Regions from separate parts of the Homo sapiens genome. Here all the other regions are linked to region 1. Evidence: chromatin contacts called from ENCODE Hi-C or POLR2A ChIA-PET data. All regions are on one chromosome and are shown on one strand. The core of a region is the stretch at or near the end of the contact, and the rest is flanking DNA. Distances in the headings are between cores, read along the strand shown.

What was found. A loop is a pair of places that touch in the nucleus more often than their neighbours do. ChIA-PET counts read pairs that join two places held with the same protein, here RNA polymerase II (POLR2A). Pooled maps may share reads with other maps.
Region 2: a pooled map shows a loop between it and region 1 (2.4-fold over the local background). The contact joins the promoter of H2BW2 here to the promoter of TMSB15B-AS1 in region 1. A Hi-C loop is called at or near these places in 2 of 50 pooled maps.
Region 3: a loop to region 1 is called in a map of transverse colon, with 8 times the contacts of the local background. The contact joins the promoter of H2BW1 here to the promoter of TMSB15B-AS1 in region 1. A Hi-C loop is called at or near these places in 12 of 168 maps with a recorded cell type or tissue (ascending aorta, body of pancreas, esophagus muscularis mucosa and 8 more) and 14 of 50 pooled maps. POLR2A ChIA-PET finds 5 or more read pairs at or near these places in 1 of 52 experiments (H1).

What each region holds. Positions count from the first base shown.
Region 1 is chrX:103,917,853-103,921,222 of GRCh38, forward strand. It overlaps TMSB15B-AS1 (TMSB15B antisense RNA 1), which reads right to left and starts at 1,696. Exons shown (of 5, transcript NR_146557.1): 1 at 1,573-1,696; 2 at 980-1,228; 3 at 557-608; 4 at 235-373. It also overlaps a transcript of TMSB15B not described here. RefSeq lists an enhancer at 1,622-1,711.
Region 2 is chrX:104,038,242-104,041,611 of GRCh38, forward strand. H2BW2 (H2B.W histone 2) reads left to right here and starts at 1,715. Exons shown (of 4, transcript NM_001388464.1): 1 at 1,715-2,163; 2 at 2,587-2,645; 3 at 2,847-2,865. The coding sequence starts at 1,754. The coding sequence ends at 2,623.
Region 3 is chrX:104,011,993-104,015,362 of GRCh38, forward strand. It overlaps H2BW1 (H2B.W histone 1), which reads right to left and starts at 1,716. Exons shown (of 3, transcript NM_001002916.5): 1 at 1,178-1,716; 2 at 698-756. The coding sequence starts at 1,584. The coding sequence ends at 720.

The sequences.
Region 1 (3,370 bases), core at 446-2,945:
AAAATTATTACTGTCCTTGAAGCAAGTTGCGCTATAGATATATTAGAGTTGACAATGTTTAGTTCTCGGAAAAAGAATGCATGAAAAATCTTCAGGACGCCACAGGCCACCTGCCCCTCCCCTTTACTACCTCCCCCCGCAAGAGGTAATAAGAACCCATTAATCTCATGACCTCAGGTCTCAATCACACACCCCTTTGTCAAAGTTTACCCCCGTTATTTCTCAGATTCTTACATGAGCTCGGAAACTAGCGTTCCCCTGTATTTTACTTGCAGCCTCTCAACAGGTGCCTGCCTTGAGAAAATTAGCCTCTGGGGTAGAGTCGACTTTTGTCCACTGGGGGTCGCAGATCCCAGTCCTCAGGGCCTCAAGACTGTGCCGCGAAGGAAGGAAAGGAAGGGTTGGGAGCAGCCTCTTCTGAAAACCTGATACCTCCCCTCCACCGCCTCCTCTGTCGCCAGGCGGAAAATTCCCTCTCCCATCTTCTGAACACAAGCCAAAGTGCCTCCTGCACTCCCGCCCCCCGTACATTTCCTGCGGGAAACCGTCGGCCTACCAGCTCTGCAATCAGCCGCACAGAATTCAAATTCGGATTCGGCTTTGATGACCTGCCGGAGAGAAAGGGACTAGAAGTTGGATGACCTCCCACCCCCATATTCCTTCCCAGGAAGAGATGAGGAGATGCAAAAGGGGTTCAAGACAGCTTGCGATCGTCTTCTCCCGCCCCTTGCCACCTCCCCGAACACCCGCCCCCGACGCCCGACAACACCCCCGCCCACTTCAATCCAGGCAAATCATAAATCCTACCCAGTCGGCAGCATCCAGATGAGCCACAACTCCTTTCTCAGCGCAACCAGGCCATGGGAGTGCTCCATCCCCTGCCTCGCAGTTACTGATTCTCCAAGCCGGGCGCCGCCCAGTCCTGGTGGGGCTTCCCCCACCCCTCTCCGCGCCGGGAAATCGCGCGCTCTTTCTTTACCTGCGCTCCACTGGTGGGCAGCGTATGCTCCCGCGTCGACAGCTCTGTTTCGCCTTCCGGTCCCCATAGCTCTGCAGGGGAACAGGATCGCTGGCGCCTCCTGGGCCGCTAAGCGACCCCGGGGCTGCCCGGCTTAGCGAGTGCTTCGCAGAGAGGTAGCCGAGTCGAGGCAGCGCGGTTCCCAAGGAAGTCACGGCTGCGGCCACCCTCCAGTTCGGACCTCCGGGCAGCCGCGGTTGCTTTCAGTCTCTGCCCATTGAGACAAAAGAGCGTGACAAGCCGCGCGACGCGGCCAATCAGCGGGGCGAGGAGGCGGCCTACCCAAGCAGCCTCTGGCCCTGAAGCTACTGCTAGCAAGACTCGGGAGCTGGCTGGCGGGGGCTGAGGCCGACAGGCACGGGAGCCGGCGCGGCGTCAAGTGGAGCTCGGACGCACGGACCAGGCCCATTTCCCTTTCATCTGTGAGTTTGCTGCTACCCCGTCGCTTCCCTTCTCCCCATCCCCTTCCGCCTCGGCTCTGCTCCGGGCTTTGAGACCGGATGCCTGAAACACGAGGTGGGACAGAAACCAAGTGAACAATGAGAGTTCCTTACCTTTGTATAGGGGGAAGGGGGGAAACAGCATTTACTGAGTGCTTTCTGTGTGCGGATGCGCCTGTCTCCTTTCTTCTCAGCAGCCCTGTGAAGGAGGTAGCAGTGTGCCCACTTAACAGGAAAGGACTGAAACACCCAGGCGGTACAGTTAGGAAGTGCAGAGCTAAGAGCTCACTCCCAAGTCAACATATCTGACTTCAAAGGCTACCCCTTGCCAACACTCCTCTATTCTGTTAGATTAAGGGATAGCGGAGAAAAACCAAAGCCAGGATGGGAGGACCAACTTGGGACTGCATAGAATTAGTGAGCAAGAACTGTTATCTCCATTTCACAGATGAAGAAACTGAGCCAAAGACAGAGAGGTTAAGCGTCTTGCACTGTATCCCGCAGCAAAGAAGTTACAGCATCCAACTTAGCACCTGTATGTTGCTCTCTAGATGCTAATTGTTTGCCCTGCAGCATTGTCTGAAGAGCACTTTTGCACAGGTAGTCTCAAACCATCTCAACAGCAGTCTCAATGTGATGATAGTGCTGAGGGAGGGGGTGAGGAGGTAGTAGGGAGAGGGCTGAGGGAAGATGAAGGCAACCTTTATGGTGCCCATTGTACAGAAGAGGAAACTCTTCTTGGCACTCTTCTTTCCTTCGTTTTTTTAAAAATACTTTTTTTTATACTACAAAAAGCTGCCCTTTTTATAAAAGCAACATAATTTCGACAGCCCTTTGTGACGCCAAGGGAGGCAAGGCTCAGAGAGGTAAAATGATTTGTCTGAAATTACAAGGTGAAGCCAAAATTTGGACCGAATCTCTGAATCCAGAACTCATACTATTAACTAAAGTGAGTAAAAAGTGGGCTGCCTCAGAATCATTTTGGAGAGCTTGTTATAAATGCAGATTCCTGGGCCTTACCCCTGGGGGATTTTGATGTACTAGGACTACAGGTAAAGAGTGTGATTTGTAGTTTTAAACAGCCCCATAGTTGATTCTGAGGTGTAGAGAGATTCGTGAACCACTGTTCTAAACACCACCACGTGATGCTGAAGGTTATAAGTAAATGGGCCTGTCATCAGTGTATTTGTCCATGGCATATCTGTTATGAAATGTAACTCCAGAGCACAGGTTCCTACCCGCGGTCCTTCCTGGAACTGTATGCAAAGAATCTGGACTCCGTACATTCTTCTGAGTCCACAGCTTTGCAGATTTTCAAATGGGTCTGTCATAATGTCTTCCTTCTTCAAGCCATGCTTGATGAAGAAGTGTGAGAAATCAAACCCCATTTAACCTAACCCCCAAACCACAGCTCTCTGTTGCTGATATGGCTCTTTCATTTCCTGGCTCAAGGACAGGTTGCTAGGTTGCCCTTCTGTGAGCTCTTCAGGGGACTTCTCCTTTGCTGGATTTGGCATCACTGGCCCCAGAGAAGGAGCAACTCCATGGAAACAGCATGCAGGGCTGTCCAAAGTGAATGGCCATGAAGGCAGTGGCTGGAAAACCTGCTCCATTTTTCCCTGACTTAGAGAGCAGGTATTACTTCCTTTATGTATAGTGTGGCTAGGAGGCTCCTGTGGGGCCTGTTCTTGACTCCTGATGCTTGGAAGCAAGTGAACAGTCTGAAGCCCTTCCACTGCCGTTGGCTTCATCTTCAGCCTGCCAAGGCACTTCACTCACTCATTTCCACCCTCTTATTTACAACCCCAAGATGTAGAGTTCCTTGGAGTAAACAATACAGATTTGGAGATGAAGCACTTTCCATCTCAGGATTGTGGCCTGTGGATGGAACAGTGGGGTAGTGGTGGTGGAA
Region 2 (3,370 bases), core at 465-2,964, 120 kb after region 1:
GACTGAGCCTAAATCTAAACTAGAGCCAAGCAAGCTGCCACGTGCAGACTAGAGCTCACACATGTACTAGGAATTCCCCAAAAGCCCATACCTCTATCTAACTCTGCAACTTTCAGAGGTCACCTGAACCAACCAGCCAGAGCTCACCTGCCCCTGCCAATCAGGGCTCAGTCGTGTTGACCAATCAGAGATCAACTGAGTCAACCAATCAGAACTAATTTTGAATCCTTTATTTGCATGAATGGACTGTACTGAGAACCTCGATGGGAACTTTCTCTATAAAAGCCATATCCTCTTTTAGTTCTCTGGAACTTCGCCTTTGTTTTACACTGAAGTCTGCCCCTCCCTGGTGTGCAAGCTGTTCACAGGAATAGTCTCTTTCCTCCAAATTCCTTTTCAGAGAACTTGCCTTCATAATATGATGCCAGAGGTAGGAGACATGCTTACTCACAGCTTTGGATTCAAATCTTTAATTCACCACAATTACAATAAAACGAAAAATCAAACAAAGAAATAAAAAGTGGACAAAAACCTCAAACTAATTTTCTCCTCAATTTACAAGGCTGAACAGCTAGGAGGGCATTTATTGGTTCAGGACTGGTCACCTGCTCACATTCTGAGCCAGTGGCTCAGGCCCAGGGCTGAAGACACTTCATTAGTTGAGCCAGTGGAGAGTGGGGTTTGGGTGCTCTCATTGGATACTTCCATCGTAAGTGATGCATACTCACAGGACATTAAGCTTTGCATTAAAAAAGATTGTAGACTGGGAAACAATAGAATTAGACAAATGTGAATGAGTTAGAGTCCTTACTTTATTTTCTCGGAAGCTTGAAAGGGGTGCTGTTCATTGAATTTTTGATTTAGCTATTTCTGCACTGTGGGTTTTTGTTATGTATTTAAATGAATTGTATAATAGAGGTAATGTTGAAAAAAGATTATATGAGGTCTGCTTGTTCCATTAGTAATGTTTGCCCCGTTTGATGCTTCTAAATTGTTATTTACAGCAGTAAACTGTTTCCCTTTGTGTGTGTGTGTGTGTGTGTGTGTGTGTGTGTAATGTGATTTAATTTATAATATTTCAGGTATGAGTTTTGTAACCAAGTTTATAAATGTTCTCAGATTTTTGTAGTGTGCATCCTTCAATGGGTATCAACATCATGTTTTATTTTCTTGAAATAAGTTTTCTCTGCCAGGCACAATAGCTCATGCCTGTAATCCCAGCAGCTTGGGAGGCCAAGGCAGGAGAATCACTGGAGTCCAGGAGTTGGGACCAGCCTGAGGAAACATAAAGAAACCATGTTTCTCACACACACACACATACACACACACAAAATACAAAACTTAGCCAGGTGTGGTGGTACGCGCCTCTACTCCCAGCTACTTGGGAGGCTGAAGAGGGAGCATCACTTGAAACCAGGAGGCAGGGGTTGCAGTGAGCTGAGACCGCACCACTGCACTGCAGGTGTGCCACAGAGCAAGACTCTGTGTACCTTTGTCTGAGGTAGGCAACCCGGCCACTTAGGCGGGCAGACGCCCTCTGTGATTGGCTGACATGATTCCAAGCAACAGGATCATCCGATCACCTTCAATGGAGGGAAGATTGCTGAGAGGCGCCCTTGGTGACACTTCATCCAATCAGATGTCGAGTTGGAATGTGACGTAGAGCCATGCGACCATACCAAAGTGCCCCCCACTTCCCTGGTCCCCAACCGTCACTCTCTGTTCTTGCTATCTAATGGCCGCTGCTTCCGCCATGGCTGAGGCTTCCTCTGAGACAACCTCGGAGGAAGGCCAGAGCATCCAGGAGCCCAAAGAGGCCAACTCCACGAAGGCCCAGAAGCAGAAGAGGCGAGGGTGCCGAGGCTCCCGCAGGCGCCACGCCAACCGCCGTGGGGACAGCTTCGGGGACAGCTTCACCCCCTATTTCCCCCGGGTGCTGAAGCAGGTTCACCAGGGCCTCAGCCTTTCCCAGGAGGCCGTGAGTGTCATGGATTCTATGATCCATGACATATTGGACCGCATCGCCACCGAGGCTGGTCAGCTGGCCCATTACACCAAGCGCGTGACCATCACCTCCCGGGACATCCAGATGGCCGTGCGACTGCTGCTGCCGGGGAAGATGGGCAAGCTCGCCGAGGCCCAGGGCACGAATGCCGCCCTCAGGTACACCAAAAGCAAGTGAGCTGTCTCAGGAGCGCCTGAGCACCTGGGAAACCCAAAGGCTCTATTCAGAACCACCGCCCGTGGCCCTATAGGCCAGTGGCCCGCCAAGGGGGGGACCCCACCGGAGGTTGGTGTGGGTGGCACCGTTCCAGCTTGGGGGGCATGTGCCGTGTGGCCTCCTGCGGTTTTTCAAGCATTTTTCCCACAGTGCAAAACACTGTCAACTCCAATATATCTGTAGTGCAATATGCTCCAAGGAAAAGTAGGGGGTGTTTCCGTAATCGTGTTTCGTGTCCTCAGTTTCCCAAATGGCCGTTTTTCTTAGTTATCTTTCTAGGTTATCTTTATGATGATGTTATCAATGTACTGATGTTTACCTTTTTCACTCTCATTCTCCTACGACTGGATGGTGGGATTTTCCAGAACTTCATTATGTGCGATATGGCAACAGAGAAAGTGAATATGCTGATACAAGAAGCAAGGTAACCCTCCTAAATGTGTTCAGCATCTCTCTCATCATGAATCCATGTAAATAAGCAAACGAGGCCCAGTTACAGTATATATATGGCTAAATAAAATTTTCAAGAATCCATTCGTTTTCCAGCTTCCCCGACTCTGAGACCACTATTGTAATTCATTCTCTTTTTGTACTGACAGTAATTTTTTCATTTCTTTTTGAACAGAAACCTTCCTTACTTCCAGGTGTGTGTCAGTAGGATTACGGAGTGTCCACGGAAACAGCTCATGCCCTAGTGTACAGTGGTACAGCCAATGAGTGACCTGCAGTCTATGAGCAACAGTCATTGACCCAATGTGGGGGGAGTGACCCAAGCTGAACCCACAGCAGCCTTCCTGTTATATTCAACCTGGTGTTTAAAGGAACGGCAGTGTGATTCTTTACCTGATGTTTTTGTTTGCATTGCTTGTAATCATGATCTTTTAGGGATATGAATCCAAAGCTAAGATTAGAATATGTACCTTGTCCCTAACATCAAGTTATACAGAACATTGGCAACCATTAGTAGAAGTCAGATAAGGCTTATTTCCTCAAAAGATTAGCATATTTATATTCATGTTAATATTAATATAGGCTACCTTTCATTGTGCTCTCTTCTGGGTCCCAAGTCTTGGCATTTTAAGCATTTTTTTCTATAAGTGTATTGCTGAATTTCAGAGCAGGTGCTCACTTTCCCATTGCTTTCCTTTT
Region 3 (3,370 bases), core at 466-2,965, 94 kb after region 1:
CTGCTCTGAAATTCAACAATACACTCATAGGAAAAAGTGCTAAAAATACAAAGACTTGGGACCCAGAAGAAAGCACAATGAAAGCTAACCTATATTAACATTAACATGAATATTAATATGCAAATCTCTTGAGGAAATAAGCGTTATCTGACTTCTCCTAAAGGCTGACCATCCTCTGCATAACTTGATGCTAGGGGCAAGGAACATATACTACTCCTAGCACTGGATTCATATCCTTAAATGACCATGATTACAAACACTGAAAACAAAAACATCAGGTAAAGAATCACAACCCTGTCCCCCCAAACACCAGACTGCATATCAGTGCAAGGCTGTTGTGGGTTCAGCCTGGTTCACTGCCCCCACACTGGGACAATGACTGTTGCTCATAGACTGCAAGTCACTCATTGGCTACACCACTGAACACTAGGGCATGAGCCATTTCTGTGGACACTCCCTAAGCCTACTGACACAAACCTGGAAGTAACGAAGGTTTCTGTTTAAAAAGAAACGAAAAGATTATCGTCATGGCAAAAAAAGAATGAACTGCAATAGTGATCTCAGAGTCGAGGAAGCTGGAAAATGAACGGATTCTTGAAAATTTTATTTAGCTGTATGTACACTGTAACTTGGCCTCATTTGCTTATTTACATGGATTCGTGATGGGAGCGGTGTTGAAAACATTTAGGAGGGTTACCTTGCTTCTTGTATCAGCGTATTCACTTTCTCTGTTGCTGTATGGCATACAGTGAAGTTCTGGAAAATTCCACCATCCAGTCACAGGAGAATGAGACAGAAAAAGGTAAAGATCAGTGCAGTAATAATATCACCATATAGATAGCCTAGAAACATAACTAACAAAAATGACCGTTTACGAAACTGAGGAAATGAAACACGATCACGGAAACACCCACTATTTTTCCTTGGAGCAAACTGCACTACAGATATATTGGAGCTGACAATGTTTAGTACTGAGGGGAAAATGCTTGAAACATTGCAGGATGCCACACGCCACATGCCCCCCAAGTCGGAAGGGCACCACCCACCCCAGCCTCCGGTGGTGTCCCCCTTGGCGAGCCACTGGTCTTTCAGGCCACATTCAGTGGCTCTGAAAAGACCCTTTGGGTTCCCGTGGTGCTCGGGTGCTCCTGAGGGAGCGCACTTGCTCCTGGTGTACCTGAGGACAGCCTTCGTGCCTTCGGACTCGGCGAGCTTGCCCATCTGCCCCGGCAGCAGCAGGCGCACAGCCATCCGGGTCTCCCAGGCAGTGATGGTCTGGCGCTTGGTGGAGCGGGCCAGGTGACCAGCCTCGGTGGCGATGCGGTCCAATATGTCATGAACCAAAGAATCCATGACACTCACGGCCTCCCGGGAAAGGCTGAGGCCCTGGTGAACCTGCTTCAGCACCCGGCGGAAATAGGTGGCGAAGCTGTCCCCGCGGCAGTTGGAGTGGCACCTGCGGGGCCCATGGCGCCCTCGCTTCCTCTGCTTGCTCTGCTTCTGGGACGTAGTGGAGTTGGCCTCTTTGGGCTCCTGGGTGATCAGCTGTTCCTCAGAGGTCGTCTCAGAGGAAGGTCCAGCCATGGCGGAGGCAGTGGCCATTAGATGGCACGACCAGACAATGGCGGTTGTGGACCGGGGAAGCCGGGGCACTTCGGTACGCAGCATGGCTCCACGTCTCGGGCCAGCTTCACGTCTGATTGGATGAAGTGTCACGCAGGGAGCCTCTCAGCAAACCTACCTGCGTTGAAGGTGACTGGATGGTCCCGTTGCGTGGCATCTCGTCAACCAATCACAGTGGGCGTCTGCGGGCCTAAGCGCCCCTTGTGGCCCAGCTCGGAGAAAGTTACACAGATAGATGCCTCACGGGGCAAAAGCGCATCCGCCCTTCTCAGCTGATCCATGCCACACTGTGAGCACTTTGAAGGGTGTCACTGAAAACTCCCAAAGTTTAGCAATTTCAGCTCATGATCCCTGAGGAGAGACAGACCTCCTGAGCCCAAGTCCATTATGCCGGAAGAATGACTGTGGCCACGTGTGGAACAATTGTCACCCATCTCAGAAGCTACTGTTATCCTGGGCTAAGCCACCCTGGCTTGAGCAGGAACTCCCTGACATGGCCGCCTGGGCATCAAAGGACCTAGCGGTCTGGCTCCGGGCTTCAGTACTGATCAACATCTTCCGTGAATCAGGAGAATGAGAAATGGCCATACCCCAGCCTCCAAGCAGACAATAGAAACAGAAAGGCACTTTTATTAAAAACATATGACAACACTCGACATCGACCAGGTTTAAAAAAATAATTAAAAAAAAAAAAAGGAAAGCAAAACAACAACCACAAATCACAACTCAAAAGCTGGAAATGGCTAATAAGTTTAAGAGATATTGGGTTAAAAAATATCGCCTTAAATCTCCTAGGAAGCCCCTGAGGGAGAGAAAGGGATTCCAGAAATGGAAATTATGTTCAAGTTAGAAAGAGAGCTTTCAAGAGTCTCTGATAATATACGCAAAGGCATTCCTTAAATGCATTTAAGTAACATTAAGTTGCAGGAATTGAACAAGAAAGATTCTTAAGAAATGCTGAAGAAATAAAGGTCATCGATGAACTGTCATTTCAAAGGTCAGGCTTTCAAGTGTATTTCCTGTCATGTCTTTAGCAAACAACTTATTCTACTCCTAATAAATTGGTTCACGATTAAGAAGGACAAAAAGGCTCATTTTTGTTGTTAGATAAGATCGTATATGGTAAGCTCTGTGACTGAACTCTAGTACACCATTTCTGAACAGTCCCCTTTACAAATGATGATCTTATAAATCTACTTAAACGTTTAGCAAGACAATCCTTCTCGTAGTTTGGTACAAGGCACAAGAGACCTGTCCACAACAATCTCTGTATTCATATCAGTAAGTCAGCATGATATTTTTCTTAAAAAAAAAAAAGCAAACAAAAAACAGGGAAAGAGCCACATCGTTTTTCTTCACAATCTGCAAGGTTAAACCTCCCAGGGAGGCTCTCACTGGTTCATTTCCGGGTCACCTCCCCACACTTTCAGCCATGGCTTGTGGTGCCTCAAGGGCTGGAAAGCCTTTATTGCCTGAGCCAGTGGTGACTATGGCATGAGCTGCTCTCACAGGATGTTCCCATCATCTACGTGATGCAAAATTGTAATATATAGTCCTTATTTTGTTTCTCTAATTCTTTTTTTTTCTTTTTTTTGAGACAACAATCTGTCACCCAGGCTGGAGTGCATTGGTGCGATCTCAGCTCACTGCCACCTCCACCTGCTGGGTTCAAGAGGTTCTCCTGCCTCAGGCTCCCCAGTAGCTAAGACTACAGGGATGCGCCACCACACCCGGCTAATTTTTGTAC